Linked DNA regions of Homo sapiens: all the other regions are linked to region 1. Evidence: chromatin contacts called from ENCODE Hi-C or POLR2A ChIA-PET data. All regions are on one chromosome and are shown on one strand. The core of a region is the stretch at or near the end of the contact, and the rest is flanking DNA. Distances in the headings are between cores, read along the strand shown. Region 1 holds the start of TANGO6 (transport and golgi organization 6 homolog). Region 2 overlaps CDH1 (cadherin 1). Region 3 overlaps CDH1 (cadherin 1). Region 4 has its middle 16 kb from the start of CDH1.

Region 1 (3,584 bases), core at 519-3,018:
CGTGTTCTCAGTCATACAATAGAGAGTTGCAGGCCAGGTGTAGTGGCTCAGGCCTGTAATCCCAGCACTTTGGGAGGCCAAGGCAGGCAGATCACTTGAGGTCAGGAGTTCGAGACCAGCCTGGCCAACATGGCAAAACTCCGTCTCTACTAAAAAGACAAAAATTAGCTGGGCATGGTGGTGTGCACCTGTAATCCCAGCTACTCGGGAGGCTGAAGCAGGAGAATCGCTTGAACCTGGGAGGCAGAGGTTGCAGTGAGCCGAGATTGTGCCACTGCACTCCAGCCTGGGCAACAGAGTGAGACCTCATCTCAAAAAAAAAAAAAAAAAAGAGTTGCCGTTAGAAGACAAGTGACCTCTCGATTAGCAACTTAAAATTCTATTTTGCAGTCTGACTCTTAATTGAGACAATGTAGCATATTTACCATACTTTTAGTGGAAATAACCTAAATTCAAATTCTGCCACTTACTAGTCTGACATTGGGCAATTTCCAATGTACCTGAACCTTGGTCCTTCATCCGTAAAAATTGAATACAAGTAGTACCGATCCCAGGGGATCGTAATGAGGATTAAATGATGTGTATGTCAACAGCCTACTATGGGGACTGATACTTAGTAGGCACTCATTTACTAATATTAGTAACTTGTGTTCACTTCCCGCTGGTGTGGTGTAATGTTTGCAGAAGTTTTTGCAGTTTTAAGTATAAAATCTGAGACTGGGAGGTGATCCCCTTTGGCCTTTCATGTGCCCTTGCTAATTCTACAGATCCCTTCCCATCCCTTCCCCCAAATATACACCCCAGTGATAAGCAGAGCTCTATCTTCCACGTCCTTTCCAAAAGCTCCAGATAACATCAGAGCCCCTATACTGAACAATTTGTCTGATTCTGAGAAGGGGGTTCAGTAGATCTCGGGCCTAGGTCCGTGTTCTGCCCCTAATTTGACCACGTGATCTTGGACAGGTTACTTAATTTCTTCAGTGAGCCTTGGGTGTCCTCAGTCGCAAAAGGAGTAGCAGCTTCAACCACTCCCAATATCCCTTCAGATTTTAGACTGGGAAGAAACTGTCCACGCACCACAAAGATTAAAAGCGCCTGGTAACCCCTAAATACTCTCCCCAAACCCATTTCAAACGTCACTGCTTCCGATGTCTGGACTTCTTGGCATTTCGTACAAATCTCAAGGGTCCATGCTGGCCCCTGCGCCCTCACGCGGCTAGGACCTCACATTTCTACGTCGCGGGCGCCCTACCCTCTCTGGAGCTGGGTCCATATCCCCCTCCCAAGAGCGCTGCAGTAAGCACTGAATGAAATAACGGCCCCGCCTGACAGAGCCCAGCACAAGGCAAATGCTCAAGAGATGTTGGCTAATATCAGCAGTCAACGGATCCCGCGCCCTCCTTGAGCCTCAGTTTCCTCAAGAACGTAATGAGGACGGGCATAGACAATGCTCAAAGCCCCCAGCAGCGGGCGGAGGGTCCCGAGGCGGGCCTAAGGGGCGCACGCTGCGGAAGGCAGGGCAGCCCCGGAAGCCGGGCGGCCCTGAGAGTCCCGGGTCCAGCCCGGCGCGGAGATGCGTCCTCTCACCTCCCGGGCTCAGCAGCAGCTTCAATGCCTCCAAAATCCGATCCAGACCGCATGTCTCCTGAGCCCCGCTGCCCACGGCCTGTCGGGCCGCCATGACTGGAGTGTAACACCACGCTCGCGACCCGCTCAGGCGCCTCGGCAGGGCGCCGCCGCCGCCATGTTAAGTGTGGCAGAAGGCTCTGGGCACACTATGGGGCGGGGCCAAATCGATCGGGAACGCCCCCTTCACATTTTTTTTCCGTCCCGGCTTAGTCCGGGGGGTAAGAGGGAACCCAAAAATGGCTAATCTGCCCACGCGCACAATTTCAGAAGCTCAATATGATTAACCGCTATGTAAAGAAGGAAGAGAGAAGTAATGTATCATTAAAGCTATATTTCAATATGAAAATACTCAGGTACTCAACACTGGCAGACATAATGAAGCAGACAGATGCTTCCATCTGCTTACAGTGAAGTATGGATAAGAAAAACAATATTCAGGCTGGGCGCGGTGGCTCACACCTGTAATCGCAGCACTCTGGGAGGCCGAGGCGGGCAGATCACAAGGTCAGGAGTTTGAGACCAACCTGTCCGATATGGTGAAACCCCGTCTCTACTAAACATACAAAAATTAGCCAGGCGTGGTGGCGGGCGCCTGTAGTCCCAGCTACCCGGGAGGCTGAGGCAGGAGAATCGCTCGAAGCTGGGAGGTCGAGGTTGCAGTGAGCCGAGATCACACCACTGCACTCCAGCCTGGGCGACAGAGCGAGACTCCATCTCAAAACAAACAAACAAACAAAACCTAAGTACAGACGTACACACGCATATATATCCATCGTGAATGTAAAGCTACAAATGTTGTTATGGGTAATATGATTTTTTTTTTCAGTGAACTTAGTAAAGTTCCCAGTAAAAGTTCGATCTGTGTTCTGTTTTCATGGTTGATGCATTCCTCGAAAATTCAGGGTCTATCAAAACCATGCCCTCCGCCAAACTGTTTTTATATGTAAAACAGAATGGATTTGAGATTCAGATTATCGGAAACAGGTTTTCACCTACATAAATCCTGGTGGGACGTTGAAAAACCATGTTGTCTGAAAGTCATGCCGCAGACACAGGACAATGTTTTTGAGGGCAGGACCTTTATTTTTATTTTATTTTTTGAGATGGGGTCTCGCTCTGTCGCCTAGGCTGGAGTTCAGTGGCGTGATCTCGGCTCACTGCAACCTCTGCCTCCCAGGCTGAAACAATTATCTGGCCTCAGCCCCCCGAGTAGCTGGGATTACTGGAGTGCCCCAGCATGCCCGGCTAATTTTTGTATTTTTTGTGGAGACAAGGTTTCGCCCTCTTGGCTAGGCTGGTCTTGAGCTCCTCACCTCAAGTGACCTGCCCACCTGGGCCTCCCAAAGTGCTGGGATTACAGGCGTGAGCCACTGCGCCCGGCCCAAAGGACAAACTTCTTAATGGTCCGGTCCTTGGGCGAGAATAAGCTGCGCATAGCTATTACCCTTTTTGGCATGACTCTTGTTTCTTCTTTTCTTTGTCATTTTGGAATGCAGGGCCTGAGAGGGAAAAACGCTAAAAATTTTTTTTTAGAGATGGAGTCTCTATGTTGCCCAGACTTGTCTCAAACTCCTGGCCTCAAGTGATCCTCCTGCCTCAGCCTTCCGAATAAAATCTTGTGTGTGTGTGTGAGACAGAATCTCACTGTCACCCGGGCTGAAGTGCAGTGGTGTGATCTTGGCTCACTCCAACTTCTGCCTCCCCTGCTCAAGTGATCCTCCCGCCTCAGCCTCCCAAGTAGCTGGGACTACAGATGCATGCCACCACACCCGGCTAATTTTTGTAGAGATGGCGTTTCACCATGTCACCCAGGCTGGTCTCAAACTCCTGGGCTCAAGCAATTTGCCCATTTCGACCTTCCAAAATACTGAAATTGCAGGCGTGAGCCACCGGTTCTGGCCTTAAAAATATTTTTGAATGGGAAATAAATCACCTACAAAATTGCCACTGTGCTC
Region 2 (3,416 bases), core at 864-3,363, 83 kb after region 1:
TTTTTTTTTTTTTTTTGAGACGGAATCTTGCTCTGTTGCCGAGGCTGGAGTGCAGTGGTGCTCACTCTTGGCTCACTCCAACCTCTGCCTCCCAGGGGTTCAAGCGATTCTCCTGCCTCAGCCTCCCAAGTAGCTGGGATTATAGGCGCCCACCAACACGCCCGGATAATTTTTATGTTTTTAGTACAGACTGGGTTTCGCCATGTCGGCCAGGCTGGTCTCAAACTCCTGACTTCAGGTGATCCTCTGGCCTTGGCCTCCCAAAGTGCTGAGAATACAGGCGTGATCCACCATGCCCGGCCTGTGTTTTTGTTTTGTTTTGTTTTTGTTTCTGAGAGGAGCAAAATGTGATTGAAAGTTTTAGGAATCTGGCTTCCTCCTCTCCATTATAATGCACTCCCTCACTGCAAAAGTCCCCAAAAGATGGACATAAGTCACCTCCACTGGGGGTTATGGGGTAACCCTGCAGCCTAATCCTCCCACAGCAAAGAGCCCCTCATCAAACTACTCACTGAGTGGCAACTACATGCCAGGCTTAATGCTGGGGGCTGCGAATACTTCCCAAGTACCCAGCCTGGTGGGGGAGCATAAAGGAACCCAGGGGATCCCAACTGGCAAAGGGAAGGAGTAGGACGTATCCCGACACAGGCCTTGGGGATGAGGATCAGAGAAGGCTTCCTAGAGGTAGCAACAACGAAGATGGCCCTGAGAGAGAAATGAGCCAGGCAAGGAACACTGGGAGGTGTCCCCAGTGGAGGGGTCAGAATATGCCAGAGCCAGCAGCGCCATTGGAAATGGGAGTCCATGGCCCCACCCTGGGCCAAATGGAGCAGAAGCCCAGGGGAGGCCCAGACCTCTGTGCTCAGCTCAGAACCTGAGCAGGCAGGCCAGTGCCCATGCTACTAACCATCAGGCTCCACTGCCCAGAATGGAGAGGGGAGGCAGAACTGGCAGGAGGAGGCAGCCGGTGGATCTGGGCTAAAGGACCAGAGGAGTCCCAAGTGAAAGACAAAGTCCTGGTGATGGGTACAAGGCCCTCCACATGCTGCCACCCCCTCTGCCCTTCTGCCAGCCCCTGCCCCTTGATCACTGACCTTGCCCTTCTGCTCAGTGTCAGGGGTGTGTCTTTGCTGTTCCCTCCATCTAGAACGCCCTCCCCTCCGTCTAGAACACCCTTCCCTACCTAGTCACATGGCCTGATCCTTCACCTCTCTTGGGTCTTTGCTCAAATGTCCCCCTTCAGTGAGGCCTTCTCAGATCACCCTAGTACTTCCCAGCAATGCTCCATTCCGATTCATCTTTCCTACACACCTGTCTCCACTCAGTGCTCTAAATATTTTGCACATTGATTATGTTTATTGCCTGCTCCCTGCAATACCTGAGAATACAAATTCCATGATGGGGGACATTCATATGTGTCTGGGTCTCTGTGTCCGCCATTCACAACAGTGCTTGGCGCATAACAGCCCCTCCATCATTACTGAACAAACGAATGGAGGATAGACACATGGATGGGTAGGATGGGTGAGATGGGCACCTAGAAGCAAGCTTGAGGAGAAGGGGATTTGGGATAAACATGTGGGGGCAGGGGAGAGGGTATGGGATAGCCCAGCGGGGCTGCCCCAAGCCTGATGTATCAGCCTAGACCACTCAGGCCTCTCCAAGGGCTGCCCCAGGCAGCGGGAGGGCAGAGGACCTGCTGTCCGGGTTCTCCAAGTTCTCCCAGCTTGCTAGCCTTCAGGCCAAAAGGGCCTCACCCAACCAGCCACACTATTGTCCTTCTGCAGTCCTGCCAGGCTCTGTTGAGCCCTGTCTGCCTCAAAGGCCCTGTAGGAAGAACCAACGAGGGAGTTTTCTCACAGCCCCTACCCTCCTGTGTGACTCGAGGACCGGAAGTTCAGTTTCACTTGACCTATCTGAGTCACCATCCAAATATACCATCTGTCATATTCCTGTCTCCCAGTCTCTGCACAGGAGGTCCCGCCCCCACCTCTCTAGGCTTGGGGCATCCCCCTCTCAGCCAACAACAGAGGCTGAGAGTCTCCCCGTATTCCTGTTCACATACCACCCCACATCCCAGACTCCCCCTGGCCTCCCCACTCTGGGGAAGCTCCACCAGCTGACCCAGCCCACACAGTCCCACCCCACCTGAATTCTAAATGAGCCCATTGTCTGACGACTTGGCATCCCAGTGTTTTCTATCACCCCTGGGTCAGCTCCAAACTCCTGGAAACAAGGCTGGTAACTGACACAGAGCACACAGAAGGCACTCACACACTGTGCGGAAGAGAACTAAACCTCAAGGTGTGTGTGGTGGTCTGTGATATTATTAATAAAGACACCTTGCCCAGATTAAAGAGAAAGAATGGGGGAGAAACATTCTCCAAGGCCTGTTATAAAGGAGGGGCAAAATTCTCCAAGGCCTGTTATAAAGGAGGGGCAGGAGACGGTTATACTTTACAAGACAATTCACATTCCCATCTTTGGAAAACTAGAATTTAAAATACTTTAGAAGGGCTGGGCGTGGTGGCTCATGCCTGTAATCCCAGTGCTTTGGGAGGCTGAGTGGGGGAGGATCATGGGGTCAGGAGATTGAGACCATCCTGGCTAACACGGTGAAACCCCGTCTCTACTAAAAATGCAAAAAAAAAAAAAAAAAAAATTAGCTGGGCGTGGTGTTGGGCACCTATAGTCCCAGCTACTCAGGAGGCTGAGGCAGGAGAATGGCATGAACCCGGGAGGCAGAGCTTGCAGTGAGCTGAGAGCGCACCATTGCACTCTAGCCTGGGGGACAAGAGCAAGATTTCATCTCAAAAAAAAAAAATTAAAAAAAAAAAAAAAATATATATATATGGAATACTTTACAAGACAGTTCACATTTCCATCTGTGGAAAACTAGAATTTTAAAAACTCAGCCGGGCACGGTGGAAAAGGGGATTTTAGGGGCTGCATGGGTGGACCTTGGCATGAGGCTCCTTTCTAGGCCAAAGTGATGGATCTAGAATGGAAACATTCTTAGAAATAGAGCCGCTGAGCACAGGAAGGATAAAAGCCAGCCAGGGCGGTACACACTTTTCCTTCCCAGCTCCCCTAGCTGTAGAAGCTTCTGTTTATGATTTGGAAATGGAATTGTCAGGCCCGGCGTGGTGGCTCACGCCTATAATCTATAATCCTAGCACTTTGGGAGGCCAAGGCAGATCACCTGAGGTGAGGAGTTTGACACCAGCCTGGCCAAAATGGTGAAACCTTGTCTCCATTAAAAAATACAAAAATTATCTGGGCATGGTGGTACGCGCCTGTAATCCCAGCTACTTGGGAGGCTGAGGCAGGAGAATCGCTTGAACTCGGGAGGCGGAGGTTGCAGTGAGCCAAGATCGCACCATTGCACTCCAGCCCAGGCAACAGAGCAAAATTCC
Region 3 (3,485 bases), core at 511-3,010, 100 kb after region 1:
GGGCAGAAGTGGAGGATTGGAGGCAGGTAAGAGGAAGGAAGGAGGAAGATGAAAAGTGCAGAAAGGGAGGAGGCCTAAACCCCAGTCCCCCAAGAGTAACAAGAACAAGCTGGGACACTGAGATCCCTGGCCTAGGGAAACTTACATTAACAAAGAGGAAGAGAGAAAGAAAGGGAGATGGCTAGAGATGGGGATAGAGAGAGAAAGAGTGAGCATGCACCACAGATTTCTTTTTATTTGACCAAAGGTGGAAAACACTTAAAAATGGCTATATGCCCTCCCATTTCCAGACTCAGGTTTGAGATCTCCCTGCCTGCCCTGCACAGCTGTTCAGAGGGAAGCTATGAACACAGTATCCCCAGCACACACAGAGCATAATGGAAGGTTCTAACCCACCAAATTCTTCCCCGCCCATTTACAATCAACCTTAAGGGCTGGACCAAGTCCATAGAGTTTGAGAGGGAAAAATATTGGCCAAGATAGCGATTTATTCATGTGTTCATTCATTTGCTCAAAATAACATTGAGAGTTTACTGTGTCCCTAAGAAATATCAACTACTGTTGAAAATATTCTCTCTACTTTCTCTCTTTACATTCCTGCCCATTGGCATGTATGTTCCGTCCAATCTGCCGTAACCTCAGGGTCTAGCCTGGTGCTAACACACAACAGGCACTCACTTTTGTGAACTAAATGAATGTACATACTTAATTCTCATAATAGATCAATAAGTATTACCGCCCCATTTTACAGGTGGGGAAACTGAGACTCATAGAAGTAAAGTGACTTATTCAAAGTCAAATAGCTAGTGGCTAAAATTCAAACCTAGTTTCCTGTACTTCCTCGCTGAAGGATCCTAAACAGCCACTGCTGAATGATTTCATTCTCCTTTTTGAAAGCCTTGTGCCCTCAAAGGAGATAGAGCTGAGGCAGGATAGAAACCCAGGAAGGGGCCCGGCTCGGTGGCTCACGCCTGTAATCCCAGCACTTAGGGAGGCTGAGGCAGGTAGACCACTTTGAGCTCAGGAGTTCAAGACCAGCCTGACATCATGGTGAAACCCCGAATCTACTAAAAATACAAAAATTAGCTGGGCATGCTTCTGCGTGCCTATAATCCCAGCTACTCAGGAGGCTGAGGCTGGAGAATCACTTGAACATGGCAGGCGGGGGTTGCAGTGAGCTGAGATCCTACCTCTCTACACTCCAGCCTGAGCGACAGAGTGACACTCCGTCTCAAAAGAAAGAAAAGAAAAGAAAGAAAGAAAGAAAGAAAGAAAGAAAGAAAGAAAGAAAGAAAGAAAGAAAGAAAGAAAGAAAGAAAGAAAGAAAGAAAGAGACCCAGCAAGGATTGGATTGGGACAGGTGCCTCTCGGGGATTTTAGGGTTTGGGCAGCTTCTGGGAGATACGAGAGCTTCAGCCTCTGGCGTATCTGGGGCTACCTTGGAAGGGAATGTGTAACAGACACAAGGTGAGCATTTTGGAAGAAAAGCCTCACCCAATAAAAAGCCCTGGAGAGCAAACAGGGATTTCCATAACCACCTGGCAGAGAGGGGCAGGCAGGGCCCCACTGGGAGGAAGCAGCAGCCTGCCTTCTTTACATGGCCTTGCCGGGCCCAAGACTTTCCACCTCCGCACCTCCAGAGACACAAAGGCAAGGCCAGGAGGGCGGCCCACTGGTCTTCTTTCCCAGTAAGCTCAGATCAACCTTTGTCACAGACATGAGTAATTGGGGAAGTGACTTTTATGAGTTTGAGGGGTAGGGGGTGGGGATCTGATGATGTAAGGTGATCCCAAAGCTGGTTTCTGGGTTTGCTTTTTAAAAGTCTAATTGTATTAGGGAGGCTGCATACTGTTTTCTGAAACGTTCAGCACATCCTTCAGAAAGGAGGGGAAATGGCCGGGCACAGTGGCTCACGCCTGTAATCCCAGCACTTTGGGAGGCCAAGGTGGGCGGATCACCTGAGGCCAGGAGTTTGCCCAGCCTGGGCAACAAGAGCAAAACTCCAGATTGTAGACCAGCCTAACCAACATGGTGAAACCCTGTCTCCCATCCAAGTACTAGTACTAACCAGGCCCGACCCTGCTTAGCTTCCGAGATCAGACGAGATCGGGCGCGTTCAGGGTGGTATGGCCGTAGTCGAAACCCTGTCTCTACTAAAAATACAAAAATTAGCCAGGCATGGAGGCACACACCTGTAGTCCCAGCTACTAGGGAGGCTGAGGCAGGAGAATCACTGGAACCTGGGAGGCAGAGGTTGCAGTGAGCCGAGATCACGTCACTGCACTCCAGTCTGGGCAACAGAGCGAGACTCCGTCTCAAAAAAAAAAAAGGAGGGGAAATGGGTGTATTTAATCCACAAAGTTTGGGTGCCTGTGAACTAGGTCAACCCCTCAAGCAGCCAAACCTCAACACTGAAATATAGGCCCTGTGTTTCCAAGGCCAGATTGCAGAGCAAGCAAAGGAAGAAAACAATCACTGGGAAAGCCTGCCAGCTTTTCTTTTTTCCGCGCCTGAGTCAACTTACAGCTGTGGTTACTAGGCTAATACTTCAGAGATCCCAAACTGTCTAATAGCCTGGGTTTCTCAGACCGGTGTGTGCTATGAAGAAGGAAAATAAGCAGCAACTCTAAAGGACTGGGTTATTAGCCAGGCATGGTGACTCACACATGTAATCCCAACACTTTGGGAGGCCAAGGCAGGCGGATCACCTGAGGTCAGGAGTTTGAGACCAGCCTGACCAATATGATGAAATCCTGTCTCTACTAAAAATACAAAGGCATGGTGGCATGTGCCTGCAATCCCAGCTGCTCAGGAGGCTGAGACAGGAGAATTGCTTGAACTGAGGAAGCAGAGGTTGCAGTGAGCCGAGATCGCACCTCTGCACTCCAGGCTGGGCGGCAAGAGCAAAACTCCGTCTCAAAACAAAAACTGGTTTATTACAGTTGAGTTTGGTTTTTTTTTTTTTTGTAAAGGTCTTCATTCTAGAAGCTGGAGATAAACCAATGGAATAAATACAAGGTTGAGATCATGGGGTCAGCCACAGCATGGGGCAGAGGAATGACCCTAGCAAACACTCCAAAGTCCCCTGAGTTAAGACCCTACAGCTGCCTGTGCACAAAAAGTGACAGGTTTCAAGTTTCAAAATTCCCATGGAGTAAATTCTCCATGAAGCCAATGTCTAAACCTGGTGCCAATGTTACATCCATCCCTTCACTTCCGTGCACTGTCCAAAGAGAGTCAGGCCACATCCCAAGTCCTAGCGGCCTTTTAAAATCACAAGCCAGTTCCTCAGATTGAACGTGTGATTTTACCAGAAGGGCACTTCCATCCTGGGGCGACTCCACATTGGACTGATACAAGGAGACCCCACAGTCCAAAAAAGCCAAAACAAATATTAAATGTCAGGAAATCTGTTGTGTGGGGGTGGGGGTCTGTGAACATAAAGGGAACTGAAACCAACCACACCAGAGGCCTGCGGATTCTGT
Region 4 (3,382 bases), core at 166-2,665, 120 kb after region 1:
TTTCAAAGCCAGCTGGGCCAACGTGGTGAAACCGTGTCTCTACTAAAAATACAAAAATTAGCCGGGCCTGGTGGTGGGTGCCTGTAATCCCAGCTACTCAGGGAGCTGAGGCAGGAGAATCCCTGGAACCTGGGAGGCAGAGATTGCAGTGAGCCGAGATCACGCCATTCCATTCCACTCCAGCCTGAGCAACAAGAGCGAAACCCGTCTCAAAAAATAAATAAATAAATAAATCTGTGTTGAAGGTCCCACTCCCTCCACTGTCCACAAAGATGACCCAACAAACCCGGTGCTACCAACTGCCCCTATTTGTCTGGGATCCTGGGTCTCTGGGGGTGTAAGACTTTCAGTGCTAAAACCATGAAAATCCCAGGTAAACTGGGAGAAGTTTGTTCCCTTACCAGAGTCAGTGAGGACTGATTGGATGGCTTGTCCACCCCACGTGCTCATGTACTCATGTATTTGTGGAAGGGCTGTGTCTTGGTCTTGCCAGGTGTTGTAGGTGGGAAAGGTGGAACTGGCCAGGCTGGATCCAGACTGTAGCCGGTGGCAAGAGCTTCCTGCCAGGGTGGAGACCTGCAGAGCAATAAAACCTGGGCAAAGGACAAGGGTTCCAATGAGGCCTAGAAAATTCCAGAGTCCAGATACAGGACGAGGCATCTATAATTCTCCAGAGTAACTGTCCAACTTTTCAGGCCACATTAACTCACTCACTCACTCGTTCATTCATTCATTCATTCATTCAATAAACACTCACTGGCACCTAGCATGCACAAATGCTTGGCTGGTGACAGGGGCCCCTCCCTATCCTGAAGAAGCTTTTGATCTGATGGAATAAACAGACAAGGGAGCCAGGGATTTACAACCCAAGGATTTACAACCCAGAGCAATAAGCAAGGATAATCCTTTTGTTGTTGTTGATGTTGTTGTTGTTGGTAGTCTTGCTTATCACCCAGGTTGGAGTGCAGTAGTGCCATCTCGGCTCACTGCAACTTCTGCCTCCCAGGTTCAAGCAATTCTCCTGCCTCAGTCTCCTGAGTAGCTGGAGTTACAGGCACCCGCCACACACCCAGCTAACTTTTGTATTTTTAGTAGAGATAGGGTTTCACCATGTTGGCCAGGCTGGTCTCGAACTCCTGACGTCAAGTGATCTGCCCGCCTCAGCCTCCCAAAGTGCTAGAATTACAGGCGTGAGCCACCACGCCTGGCCAACAAGGATGATCTTAACAATTATGTATTATTATTTTGTTTTGAGACGGAGTTTCAGAAATATGATGGGGAGCAAAGTGACATTTAAGCTGAGTTAACCAGTGTTTCTGGCAGAAGTCACCACCTGGGCAAAGGCCCAGAAGGGAGAAGAGCTTAGTCTAGCCAAGAAGGGAGAGGCAGGAGGTTAGACCCAAGAGCAGGGAAGGGGCTGGGCATAGTGGCTCACACCTGTAATCCCTAACTGCTGAGTACCCGCAGTTAAAAGACTGAACTGTGGCCGGGTGCGGTGGCTCATGCCTTTAATCCCAGCACTTTGGGAGGCCAAGGCGGGTTGATCATCTGAGGTTAGGAGTTCGAGACCAGCCTGGCCAATATGGTGAAACCCCGTCTCTACTAAAAATACAAAAATTAGCCAGACCTGGTGGCAGACACCTGTAATCTCAGCAACTCGGGAGGCTGAGGCAGGAGAATTGCTGGAAACTGGGAGGCAGAGGTTGCAGTGAGCCGAGATCGTGCTACTGCACTCCAGCCCAGGCCGACAACAGCGAGACTCCATCTCAAAAAAAAAAAAAAAAAAAAGACTAAACTGCATAAAGGGTAAGGTCCAGGAACACTGAGATGCTGAGAGGATGTCACACAGCTTGTCTCCAGGAATGTCACATGATTTAGTATGATGATTAGGAGCATGGGCCCTGAAATGAGAGGGCTGGATCAAATACTGGGGATACTGGGCTATGTTGACCTTGACAATTTATGAAACCTCTGCGCACCTAGGTTCTTGTCAATTAGTAAAATAGAGGTAGTGCTAGTTCCTACCATCTAGGAGTGGTATAAGGATGAAATGAACTAATACCTGCAAAGTGCTTAATACATCTAAATGCTCAATAAAGGCCTGACATGGTGGCTCATGCCTGTAATCCCAGCACTTTGGGAGGCCGAGGAGGGTGGATCACTTGAGGTCAAGAGTTCGAGACCAGCCTGGCTAACATGGTAAAACCCATCTCTACTAATAATACAAAAATTAGTCGGCGTGGTGGCAGGCTCCTGTAATCCCAGCTACTCGGGCTTGGGAGGCTGAGGCAGGAGAATCGCTTGAGCCTGGGAGGCAGATGTTGCAGTGAACTGAGATCGTGCCACTGCATTCCGGCCTGGGCAACAGAGCGAGACTCCATCTCAAAAAAAAAAAAAAAGACTTAATAAAGAACATTTAAAACACTATTGTCTTGCCCTACCCTTCTGATGTGAAAAAACACATGTATGGGTAGCCTGGCAGTGACTCAGTGCTCAATAGATGTCTGTGCCTTGTTAGAGATGTTTAGAGCTCTCTCTTCCCTTTCTGGGCTAAGAAACTATGTTTCTGGGAGGCAAAGGTACTTGCCCAAGGTCACCAGCAAGTCCCAGACACAGCTGTCAGGCTGGGCTTGACAAACTTTAGATTTTAAGAGGTTCTGCAAAGATCTGATTCAGGGTATGCATGGGGAATTCCCTTGCTACCCAGAATTTCACAGATCTCACGCTCTCTTTCTTTCTCTTTTTTTTTTTTAGCCTCCCCTCATGTTAAAAAAAATTAGTTTGCATATGGTAAAATTCACACTTTTTGGGATTCAGTTCTGTGAGGTTTTTTGTTTTGGTTTGGTTTGGAGTTTTTTCTTGAGACAGGGTTTCACTCTGGCACCCAAGCTGGTATGCAGTGGTGTGATCATGGCTTACTGCAGCCTCGACCTCCTGGGCTCAAGAGATCCTCCCACCTCAGCCTCCCAAGTAGCTGGGACCACAGGTGGGCATGCCACCATGCCTGGCTAATTTTGTTCATTTTTTGTAGAGAAGAGGTTTCACTATGTTGCCCAGGCTGGTCTTGAACTCCTAGGCTCAAGGGATCCTCCCTCCTCAGCCTCCCAAAGTGTTGGGATTACATGCATGAGCCACTGCATCTGGCCAAGTTCTGTGAGTTTTGACAGACACAAGCAGTTGTATATCCACCACTATAATCAAGATGTAGTACAGTTCCATCTCTGGGTGTGGTGGCTCACGCCTGCAATCCCAGCACTTTGGGAGGCCAAGATGGGCGGATCACGAGGTCAGGAGTTTGAGATCAGCCTGGCCAATATGGTGAAACCCCGTCTCTAATAAAAATACAAAAATTAGCTGGTGTGTGCCTGAGGTCCCAGCTACT

Evidence for each region. Hi-C counts contacts between places; a loop is a spot of excess contacts on that map. ChIA-PET counts read pairs that join two places held with the same protein, here RNA polymerase II (POLR2A). Pooled maps may share reads with other maps.
Region 2: a loop to region 1 is called in a map of B cell, with 4 times the contacts of the local background. The contact joins the enhancer-like site here to the promoter of TANGO6 in region 1. A Hi-C loop is called at or near these places in 1 of 168 maps with a recorded cell type or tissue (B cell), 23 of 37 single-sample maps with no recorded cell type and 15 of 50 pooled maps. POLR2A ChIA-PET finds 5 or more read pairs at or near these places in 8 of 52 experiments (GM12878, MCF 10A, WTC11 and 5 more).
Region 3: a pooled map shows a loop between it and region 1 (2.4-fold over the local background). The contact joins the enhancer-like site here to the promoter of TANGO6 in region 1. A Hi-C loop is called at or near these places in 1 of 168 maps with a recorded cell type or tissue (B cell), 22 of 37 single-sample maps with no recorded cell type and 15 of 50 pooled maps. POLR2A ChIA-PET finds 5 or more read pairs at or near these places in 9 of 52 experiments (GM12878, MCF 10A, PC-9 and 6 more).
Region 4: a pooled map shows a loop between it and region 1 (10-fold over the local background). The contact joins the enhancer-like site here to the promoter of TANGO6 in region 1. A Hi-C loop is called at or near these places in 7 of 50 pooled maps. POLR2A ChIA-PET finds 5 or more read pairs at or near these places in 6 of 52 experiments (HEK293, PC-9, RWPE1 and 3 more).

The regions. Positions count from the first base shown.
Region 1 is chr16:68,841,715-68,845,298 of GRCh38, reverse strand. It overlaps TANGO6 (transport and golgi organization 6 homolog), which reads right to left and starts at 1,768. Exons shown (of 18, transcript NM_024562.2): 1 at 1,588-1,768. The coding sequence starts at 1,681. RefSeq lists an enhancer at 1,528-1,797.
Region 2 is chr16:68,759,513-68,762,928 of GRCh38, reverse strand. All of the region lies in intron 2 of CDH1 (cadherin 1), which reads right to left. Among named protein-coding and RNA genes, the nearest start is that of CDH1, 24 kb to the right of the region's middle. RefSeq lists enhancers at 1,873-1,922, 1,933-1,982, 2,013-2,172. Within about 2 kb of position 2,113, at least 7 of the 41 ENCODE cell types and tissues checked have a DNase peak (open chromatin) inside an H3K27ac peak, as active enhancers do; they include GM12878, where a contact is called at or near this core.
Region 3 is chr16:68,741,130-68,744,614 of GRCh38, reverse strand. All of the region lies in intron 2 of CDH1 (cadherin 1), which reads right to left. It also overlaps the pseudogene RNA5SP429. Among named protein-coding and RNA genes, the nearest start is that of CDH1, 5.6 kb to the right of the region's middle. RefSeq lists a cis regulatory region at 2,272 and an enhancer at 2,200-2,344. Within about 2 kb of position 1,760, at least 16 of the 41 ENCODE cell types and tissues checked have a DNase peak (open chromatin) inside an H3K27ac peak, as active enhancers do; they include PC-9, where a contact is called at or near this core.
Region 4 is chr16:68,719,636-68,723,017 of GRCh38, reverse strand. It overlaps a transcript of CDH3 not described here. Among named protein-coding and RNA genes, the nearest start is that of CDH1, 16 kb to the left of the region's middle. RefSeq lists an enhancer at 2,664-2,793. Within about 2 kb of position 1,415, at least 3 of the 41 ENCODE cell types and tissues checked have a DNase peak (open chromatin) inside an H3K27ac peak, as active enhancers do.